Linked DNA regions of Homo sapiens: region 1 is linked to region 2. The links are chromatin loops, found by intact Hi-C in ENCODE. Cell type or tissue: B cell. All regions are shown on one strand. Each heading gives the region's core, and the rest is flanking DNA. Links, peaks and the distances in the headings are about the cores only.

Region 1 (5,394 bases), core at 117-5,116, 81 kb after region 2:
TTGCAAAGAACCCTACAAGTTACGGAAGGTCACTATTAAACCTGGAGTGGCATGGCAAGCCAAAACTAAAACTCTCAGGAGAACTCATGATCCTAATTACTTTTACAACATTACAAAAGTAAATAATCTAAGCCCAAGAAATACTCTGTGGTTATCTGTATTTCTCTATCCAAGTGAAAGATTACTGATCCGTGTGTAAGGCCAATTACCATTTTGACAATCTATGAGATCATTCTATAGTTACCTTGAAAATCTATTCAAGTAAAAACTTTAAAAATTTCAACGAGAGAACTATGTATATTGTTGTAATAACATTTACAACGTAAGTTTTCAAATTTTTAAATAGTTGAAAAATGATGCAGCATATAAACTAATGACATTCACCAATATCCATCCATAATTCTCATTAAATTTTATTTTCTTTTGCTCTATTCAAAGCAAAAAAGAGAAATTATTAGTCAATTCCTTAGAATGGTCTTCAAATATCATACTTTGTTTAAAGACTGTGTTTCCCAGTTATTTATTCATATTAATTCAAAATTATCCTTTATATTAATAGTAACAGACACAAAATAGCTGCTACAACATAAGCTGAACTGGTGAAAACACAATGTTCATTTTTAAGAGTATGAAAAATTGAAAATTAAAATATAGGGAAAACACTTAATTTGCTATCTTACTTATAATATGCAAGTCCTTTTCCAGATCGAATAGTGAGATACCACAGGCATGTAAGCATTTTCTAGCCAGTTTAAGTTGCAATTCTTGCTGTAGAACAGGTTCAGTGCTTGTGGCAAATATTCTGACAACAAAGCCATCCTAAGAAAAATAAAACATCCACAGCATTACATTACATAAAGAGGTCGTTCAAGGCTCTACAGTCTATCTAATAAAAGCTAAATAATTTAAGGAAAAGGAATTCCATTTACACTAGCTACTTAAGATTCAGGATACTTACATCTCTTGAAGCAGCTATCTGATTAATATATTCTCCATCAGTGAATAAAATATTTTGACCTTCAGTGTGGCAATCTGTGCAAAAGAAAAAGTATTTATATTACAATACAAGCAAACACCTTGCAAAATGAATTTACTCCTCTGTTGAAGTCAAAATGAGAGTTCTCCACGCAATAAGGATAAACTCAAAAGGAGACTGTGCTTTTTAATAAAGAATTATAAATTAGCAGAAACTAATTCAACTAATCATACTTATTACATTTTTGCTTATATTTATAAATCTTCCATAACCAAGGACCTGAGATCCCACCTAATTTCAAAATGAATTAGTATTAGATATAGTCTGACAGTAAACATGCACCACGATGAACAAACTATAATGTTGGTTACAATCATTTCAATACAATCACATGCAATGGAGGCAACACTCTACTCTCAGACATACATCACAGTCATTAGTGTCACAGAAAAATACGACCTAAAGCTTCTGTATTTGACATCTATTGTGTCCAACTACAGATATCCCTTGCTTTGTAAAATGGATATTCAAAACCAGTTGTACATTTCCCACTTAAAAATTCAATGTTTATTCACAGCATTTTTAGCATTTAGTGTGCTCTAAACTTTTTAAATGTTTGTCCAACAAGAGCAGACAAATATATGCTTATGCTTTTATTTTTATCTCAAAGCAGTCATGTATCTTGGCTAGAATACCATATTTCATCAATACTGCATGTATCTCCATAGAATAGTACACCATATACTTTGATCAAAATAATGCACAAGCTCAATTGTAACAAGGGATACCAGTATTACAGAAGGACCACAGGAACACGTGTTAGTGATTGCTACTAAATAACACAAAACTACAAGCAAAATCAACATCAAGGATAAATTCTGTCCTTTTGGAAAAACAAATTTTCAGCAAGCAAGTTAAAAGCACACACACACACACACACATACTTCCCAAAATAACTGCAGAAAACTAGGATGAATCTCTCCATTAATCACAATACCAAAACAAAAAATAACATTTCATTTCTAGTTGCACCTGAATCAACAAAACATAAAATTCTGATTTTGAAATGCAGTAATGGAGCCCACCCGAATAAGCTGGATTATTCTTTATCTTTGCCCAGGAGCTTCATACTAGCATACTTCCTTATCATAAATATGCAAAACACAGGCAGACCCTTACCAAATAGAGAATTCAGGGATCACAAACTGGAAATAGAAACTGGGAGACAAGGCCCACTGGTAGCCCAAGAGACTTGGTAATCAAAGAGAGGAGAAATCAAAAGAAAGAGTTCCTAGTCCACTGTACAGAACACAAAGAGGCGCAAGAAAGATGCTTCTCAAGCTCTAAGCAGTAAGATTTTAAACTAAAAAGCAAAGAAGAAAAACTCATTATAATTTCAGATAAACGCAGGGGTGAGGAGTGAAGCGGCGCAAGAAGAGTAGCAAAAAGCCTCATGAACTGAGGCAACCTGTCACCAGACATGGAGAGAAAATGACATAAAGATACAATCTGTAAGATAAGCCGAGGTTTAAAGAATAAAATGACAATTATCAGATAAAAAAAGTATGTTTTAAGTTCATCAAAACAAGGTTGAAATACTTTTTAAATAAACTATACTGTAAGACAAGCTGGAACATGAAGCTCAAGGAATTACCTGATTTATGTCAACTTGAAACATGGTATTCATTACCATCTATAAACCTGACAATTTACTTCTGCTCCTTGATTGGAAGGCTACAGAGCAGAGCTATTCCTACCCACGAAAAACAAAAAGTGCTATTGGATGAAAATTCAGTCCAGGTCAAAGAAACAAGAAAATTACAAAAGGCTTCTTCAGGCTTGAGGGAGGAGTCTTCTGCCACGTGATTTCAAGATTTTCTCTTTATCCTTTCTTTATCCATCATGTAATATTTTAAGCTTGTATCTTCAGGAATATATCAAGCAACATCTGCCAGTTCTGAAGACAAATATGGGACTATCTTCCTGAAGTTTGGTTCATTCTTCACCACTAATACAGCACACACTTATGAAACACAGAAAGCCACACTTGTATTGTTCAAAGTTGCATTTCACAAGTTAAACAAAGCAACGAGATTTAAACTGAATAAAGACATTAACGAGTAATTTTTTTATCAAGGCAGAATAAATAAAACAGCTGTAGGCACATATTTTCAAATTGTCTTATCAATAAGTCACAGTCTCTATTAAATGTGCAGGGTTTCTCAGAAGTAAATCCTTGATATTAGTACCCATGTGTTATAGCGGATGGGATGTGTCAATTTAGAATTTTTCTTCTATGTCATTATCCTAAAATGACTGGCACAAAGACAGCACGATAGGAACGCTCATTACAGTGTAATTTATATAGCAAAACCCTGGAAGGCTTTCATTCTCAAACATTAATCAATGGAATATATTTTGTAACATTTAAGTGACATTGTAGAAGACTATTTAATGACCTAGAAATATTTTCAGAATATTAAGTGAAAGAGATAGATTAAAAAAGCAATATGTAGCATATGATCACACTTTTTTACAAGTATGGACATATACACAAAGGAAAAATACGAGAAGGATATTTACCAATATGTTCATAGTGTTTATATATGGGAAGTGGGATTATAATTATTTCAATTCATTCTTTTTTGTTCATATGATTTTTATACAACAAACATGATTACTTTCAATATATGTATAAATATGTGGGGGGAGTGTGCATGTTATTAAAAGTATTTTTTAATATTATTGTCATTATTATTATTATTATTATGACCAAAGACATGGTCCAGGACTTGTAATGAAAAAAAAAAAAAAAAAAAAAACCCTGTAGACATATCTGAAAATAGATGGTTATTTTCAAAATGATTTTATTAAGTCATCCGCTTTCCAAAGCTCCTCTATTTCTGAAATGGACATGAAATGTCATATTTACTTTAACATAGTGTCATGTACACTAATATGTATCTATGTATATGTAGTAAGGTTCAAATAAATGTTTGATGAAATTATTAAGATTATATTTAAAAATAAACATGCAGCCCAGGAGCAATTATTCTTCTCAATGCACTCTTCAGAAGTAGCTCTCACTTTCAGATGGTCAAACGCTTACAAGTAATATTGCTACTATGAAATTATTGACAGACACATTAGACACTCAAGATTTTAATATAAACAGCCTCAGAAAGTATCAACATTATAAACAAATTCAAAGATCTTACAATAAAGAATATGCATTTTTCCAGCATTCATCAAAATTGGAGACCTACTGCCTGATAATTTAGCAGTGATTTAAGTGAATATATAAAAGCCTCAAAATTAAAGCAAAATAAACTGTGTCCAAAGACCTTTATCAAAGTATTAAGAAGCATAAGAAGCATAAATGATGAAATTAAAAAAAAAAATTCCTGACCTACCCTAAACTCTCTGTCTCTGAAACCCCTTTAACATAAAATAAAATAAAATAAAATTAAATTAAATTAAATAAAATTAAATTAAATTAAATAAGGAGGAAAACCCAACTGCACTGTTGTTAAAGTAAAAATAAACAGAAGGTTCTTTATACTGAGTCACATGAGAGCCAGAGTTCTGATTTTTATTAAGAGCAACACAGTTACATCACCCCACTAATTCAGCAGTGGTGGGGTGAGGTCAGAGATTAGGCCATAGACGGCCAAGTTTGAAAACAAATATTAAAACTTGTTATATTTCTATGTCTATTCTCTTGATATGTATTAACTTCACGTAGACTATAAAATGCTTTGTATGTCAAGATTTTTAAAACCCTTTTATAAGCAAGCACTATCCCTTGCTAATCATTCTTTATGTGTCTAAATAGCTTAACATGCACATTTCTTAAAATTGCTTGTGGAGAAAAAATGACTACTTGAAACATACCTGGTAACATCACAGTACCATCTTGCTCCAGTGTTTCAGGGCTTATCCTTATGGCTGTCATGCTGTGGTTATTCACATCTCTATATAATAAATAACCCTGATAACAGCAAAAAATTTTCCTGTTAAAATATTTATTACTAATTCAGCAGAAACAGCAGCCATACAGCTCCATATTACAGGTTTTTGAGGTACAATAATACATCAATATTGATGTCTAAAAGATATTAATGATTAAAAATATAAGAACATTCCTCTCAATTAGAGGAAAAGTCATACATTATTGAAAATTGATGTAACATATTCCCAGAAACATAATTAGGTATACTAAACAGGACAGTACAGTTACAAACATTTTGTTCAAAATGACCATACCACTTGCCAAGTAAATAATATGAATGATCACTGTTACTTTAACAAGTACTTTAAGAAAAATAACAAGTATTGAGTTTGCTATTTGAAAATGAATAGCATAGTGGTTTCAGAAGGTGTGGTATGCCATTGAACACACTGCTATAATAATATAC
Region 2 (5,394 bases), core at 128-5,127:
TACTTGATGTCTTGAAGTTTGCTTCTTGGATATCCTTTTAAAAACAAAAATATGGCCCCCCAACCAAAAAATATAGCATCAGTATAATCTAAGTTTCTGAATACATAAAAGGTAAACCATCTTTTAAATTATACCAAAATTTTCTGTCACTCTGTCATTTAAATTGTCTTGTTATAGAATAATACTACATCTATATATTTAAAAAATTGTTTAAGTTTCTATTCAATGAAGATGAAAAATTAAGTCTGGTCAAGAAAAATCAGGCTCCTGTCCTCTAGTAAATGAGCATTTTTATATTTTCATATCCTCACAATCACAGTACTCTCTAGCACTGTTTCAAAGGGAGATGCCAAAAAGGCCCCAATTAGAATGTATCTAAGGTATTTTCAATAAGGACTGAGACTATTTTTCTCAAATAATAAATGATGCAAATTATAAATCTGTGCTATTACAAGCACATTTCACTAAGGTCACAAAATTATATTATCACATTCCATAATTTACCAAGAAAAATTAGTAGCATACTTACAAAATTTCATAAAAAAGCATTAAAGCCAACACATGATATCCTAATTCACAAAATTGTGTACACATTACCTAGTCCTTCAAACATCTGTGTTACAAAGTTAAGCATAAAAGCAGAGTAACATTCCATATGTTAAACCAACATTTGCTAAATCTAGCCTGTTCTGTAGCAAAGAAGAAAAGAACCATATCAGACTGGGAAGGTTCAGAGTGAGAGAGTAATTAAGTTGTGCACTAGTCCAGGCAATAATCTTGCCCCTGGAAATTGAGTGGTAAAACATACTACTCTGCTACATGGATGCAAAGTTGCCTGGGATGCATTAGTGATGACAATGATTTTTTTCACGAAGGAGGGCGGGGAGGCCTAGGACTTCCAGTGCACTGCTGAATATAAGTGGTGAGTGTAGATACCACGTGTCTTGTTTCCAAACTTAGGGGCATATTCAGATTTCACCAGTAAGTGGGATGTTGTTAGTGAAGATTTTTTTGTAAATATCTTTTTATCAGATTTAGGAGTTTCCTTATATCCTACTTTCCTGAGAGGTTTTCATCATTGAGTAACTGCTAGTTTCATCAACCACTGTTCCTGTAGCTATATGGAGGAAATCATCAATTTGCCTTCTTTTTTCAGTTAACATGGTAAATTACATCGATTTTCAATTATTTAACTAAGTATTTCTAAGATAAATCCCACTTGGTTATGATATATTGTTTACATGTTCAATTTGGTTTGATAATATTTTTAAGAGCATCTATGTTTCTGAGTGATATTCATCTGTAATTTTTCCTTGTAGTATCTTAGTTAGGTTTTGGTATAGGATAAAGCTAAACTCATAAAATTAGTTGGGAAGTGTTGCCTCCTGTATTTTCCAAAAGACTTTGTAAAAGGTTGACATTATTTCTTTCTTAAATGTTTAACAGAATTCATAAATGACAATATTTGGACTTGAAATTTTCTTTGTGGGAAAGTTTTTGATAATTTTTAAATGGATATGAGGCAATTCAGATTTTTCTATTTCTTAATGTGTTAGTTTTGATAAAATTATATTTTTCAAGGAATTTGTCAACTTCCTCTAAGGCTGAAAAATTCACCAGTATAAAGTTGTTTATAGTGATAGTCCCTATTTCTTTTTTTTTTTTTTTTTTTTTTTTTTTTTGAGATGGAGTATCATTCTGTCACCAGGCTGGAGTGCAGTGGCACAATCTTGCCTCAATGCAACCTTCACCTCCCGCCTTCAAGCAATTCTCGTGCCTCAGCCTCCCGAGTAGCTGAGATTACAGCTGTGCACCACCATGCCTGGCTAATTTTTGTATTTTTGGTAGAGACTGAGTTTTGCCATGTTAGGCTGGTCTCGAACTCCTGACCTCAAGTGATCCACCCACCTCAGCCTCCCAAAGTGCTGGGATTACAGGCATGAGCCACCGTGCCCGGTGAACCCCTATTTCACTTTTGATTATGGTATTTCATGTTTTTTCTTTCTCTCTTCTCTCCCAGTCAGGTTTGCTAGGAGTTTACCAACTTTTTTTCTTCAAAAAACCAACTTTTAGCTGTGTTAATTTTCTCTACTTTCTATTTCATTGATTTCTGCTCTTATCTTTATTATTTCCTTCCTTCCTTCTAACTTTGGGTTAGATTTGCTTTTCCTTCTAGATTCTTAACATAGCAGCTTAGGTCACTGATTTTAAACCTTTCTTCTTCATATAAGCATTTAAGGGTATAAAGAGCTCTTTTAAGCAATGCTTTAGCTAAATCCCACAAATTCTGATATTATGTTTTTATCTTTCTATGTGAAACATTTTAAAATTTCCTTTATAACTTCTTCTTTGATCAACTGCTTACTTAGAAGTGCTGTCATTTTCCAAATGTTTGGTGCTTTTTCTGGATATCCTTTGCTATTGATTTTTACTGTAATTCTACTGTGGTCTGAAAATATATTCTTTCACATTTTAATCTTTTGAAATTTATTAAGACATTTTATGGTCTAGCATATGATCTACCTTAGTGAATGGTCCCAAATATTTCTTTTAAAAATCATGTGTACTTGAAAAGAATATGTATTTTGCAGTTTCATATCCTGTTTTGTAAATGTCAGATCAAGATGGTTGACAGTACTGTTCAAATCTGCATCGCTGATGTTTTTGGCCTAGTTCCTCTATTAATTACTGAAAGAGGAGTGTTAAAGTCCCCAGCTGTCAATGTGAATCTATTTCTCCCTGTAGTTCTGTCAGTGTTTTGCCTCAGGTGTTGTGAAACTCTGTGACTTGGTGCATAAAGGTTTACAAAGGTTGTGGCTTCCTCATGAATGAATGAACAATGCTAGTATGACTGTTCTCTCAGCTCTCTCTCCTTCCTGTTCTCACAGATGAGGGTGGCGGGGGCCTCCTGGTGCTATCCCTGCTCTCCCCTGGTCACTATGGTTCTTTTCCTCTCTCCCTCTCTCAGAATCACTCACTCCAATTCAAAAACCAATCAGCAACTGCACAATGTGCCTACCAATTTTGTAACTAAAAGATGATGAAGCAGATTTAAAAAATTTTAAACTTTGCTTATATAAGTCATGTACACCGAATGATTTCCTAATTTATCTTTTATACAAGTTAAGAAGATATGGCAACTGCAATTTATTTTCTTGAAGAGTATTAAGCAATATATCAGATTTTCAACTAACATTTTACAAACTTAAATTACCTGATCCAAACAATTCAGCAGATCACAAAGGCAAGCCCACTGTAAGGCAGGAGTTGGGTAGAAAGAATGAAAGCAGGCAGTGAAAGTATTATGACATTCCTGAAGGACAGCTTCTAGAAGACTCAAGGGTTGACTGAGATATCCTTGAGGATCATTATCCAATTTCACCATGCAGTGATCAACTCCTTCTGATAAAATTTTTCTTAACAAAGTTCTGGTTTTTCCAATACACTCTGCTAATTTGCTAGTTTCTTCTACAACTGCTTTTCCTGTAGCTTTGAGGGGGAAAAAGCAGATTGGTAATTAAGCAAAATATTAAATATGCATGAAAACAATCAATATAATTCAGTAATTCCCTATACAGCTAAGTATCACAAGTACTAATATCTTAGAAATGAAACAACTTAGAGATTAAGTGTAGTCCCAATTTTTAATCTAAATGGAAGGGGGAATAAAAACCTAGTTTCAGCATTTAAGTCCAAATTGCTTGTTCAAAATATTTCTATTTGACAGAATTTGTTTAAAATTAAACTTTATTAGATTATTTAACTTTGGCCCACTATTACTTTTTGTATCAGAATGACATGTAATCTATTTTACTCTTTATAAGCAAATACATAAGCATCATAGCAAGCTGACTTTCTCCCCTCATTTTAGAAGCAGCTTAAATGCAGCTGGGGGGCATAAACTCTCAGTTATCTCAAAGTAAATCTTCTCAATGTCTCTAATATTTTCTCCCTATAGTCATTTAAAAAAAATGCATCATACCTGACACTGGGTAAATTTCACAGGTATAGACACGCAATAACCTCAGACAACAGGTACCCACAAAGCGCAGTCTCTCTAAATCTAGGAGTGTAGCTGTGAACTGGAATCCTTTTAATCCTCTAAGTTCTTCAACTCCTAAGACTAAGGTGGTCCAGCTCCAGTGAAGAATACTCAACAATGACTCAAAACATTCCTAATCCAGAATATGAAAAAACAGACAACAATTAATTCAAATGATACCATAAACGGAATCAAATGGAAAGGCAATGGTAGACAACTTCAAAACTTTCTTTTGAATTTTTTTACTGAGTTTTTTAATTGAATTTTTTTTACTGAGCCCAAGACACTTTTATAGTTCATTTATTAAATTACCCTCAACAGTAACTTTGAAGTTTGTTACAAAAAAGGTAAAGTAGTTAAGCATTTCTAAAAACAACATTCTTCAATATTTACCTATTTAAAAATAAATTTTTCAGTGTTCCTGCTACCCAGCTATCTAGCTTATCATATAAACAAGGGAAAAATGAGAAGCACTTATAAAACAATGCATGTTTACTTGAAAGAAAAATAAAGCTTTTTACAGTCACTGTAGTAAAAAATAAAATAGAGTTTTAGTGTTAGATATCAGTAACAGTATCAAATAACTTATTTTATGTCTATATATTAAAATTTGCAATACAAACTACAGTCAATTTTTGATAAATACATTAATAGAAGATAAAAATTGACTAGAAAATACTAAAAAATTCCTATTTTGATTATTTAAAATTCTAGCATATGAGTTTAAGATGGTAGATTTTCTTTGCAGTTCTAGTCTTCTGGTTTTATCATGGTTAAATGACAACAGATACCACCTGAATCTCAAAGCAGAGCACTTACTGCCCCATTCCCACCAAATCCCAGAGCTCCTGAAAACGAGTTTATAGATTCAATTTTTTTTTTTTTTTTTTTTTGAGATAGAGTCTTCCTCTATCACCCAGACTGGAATGCAATGGTGTGATCACGGGTCACTGCAACCTCAACCTCCTGGACTCAAGCTATCCTCTCACCACCCCCTCAGCCTCCCAAGCAGCTGGGACTACAAGTGCGCACCACCATACCCAGCTAATTTTTAAGTTTTTTTAGATGGGGGTTTCACTATATTGCCCTGGCTGGTCTTGAACTCCTGAGCTCAAGCAATCCTCCTGCCTCGGCCTCCAAAAGTGCTGGGATTATAGGCGTGAGCCAATGTGCTAAGCCCTATAGTTTACCTTTTAAAGAAATGACTGAATAAGTTTTGTATATAAAGTCTACAATTACCTAATGGCCACAAAACCACTTAAACATAAATACAAAGGGGTTACCAAGCACAGAAAAGTGAGATCACTAAAGAAAGCATAACAGAGTCAAAGATCCTTATTTGAATCAAAAGA

What was found. Hi-C counts contacts between places; a loop is a spot of excess contacts. Peaks named below come from ENCODE experiments on the same cell type or tissue, not always from the same donor. Only the 100,000 strongest peaks of a DNase experiment are listed, where the experiment ranks them.
Region 1: a loop joins it to region 2, with 2.1 times the contacts of the local background. A loop is called at or near these places in 1 of 110 quality-filtered maps.

What each region holds. Positions count from the first base shown.
Region 1 is chr13:77,262,971-77,268,364 of GRCh38, forward strand. It overlaps MYCBP2 (MYC binding protein 2), which reads right to left. Exons shown (of 83, transcript NM_015057.5): 8 at 4,871-4,967; 9 at 959-1,032; 10 at 681-819. Among named protein-coding and RNA genes, the nearest start is that of MYCBP2, 61 kb to the right of the region's middle. In B cell, for the core only: no CTCF peak of the experiment used is centred there; no DNase peak of the experiment used is centred there.
Region 2 is chr13:77,181,889-77,187,282 of GRCh38, forward strand. MYCBP2 (MYC binding protein 2) reads right to left here. Exons shown (of 83, transcript NM_015057.5): 31 at 3,983-4,175; 32 at 3,215-3,489; 33 at 1-34. Among named protein-coding and RNA genes, the nearest start is that of MYCBP2-AS2, 100 kb to the left of the region's middle. RefSeq lists an enhancer at 2,898-2,947. In B cell, for the core only: no CTCF peak of the experiment used is centred there; a DNase peak (open chromatin) is centred at 2,723; H3K27ac peaks cover 2,782 bases.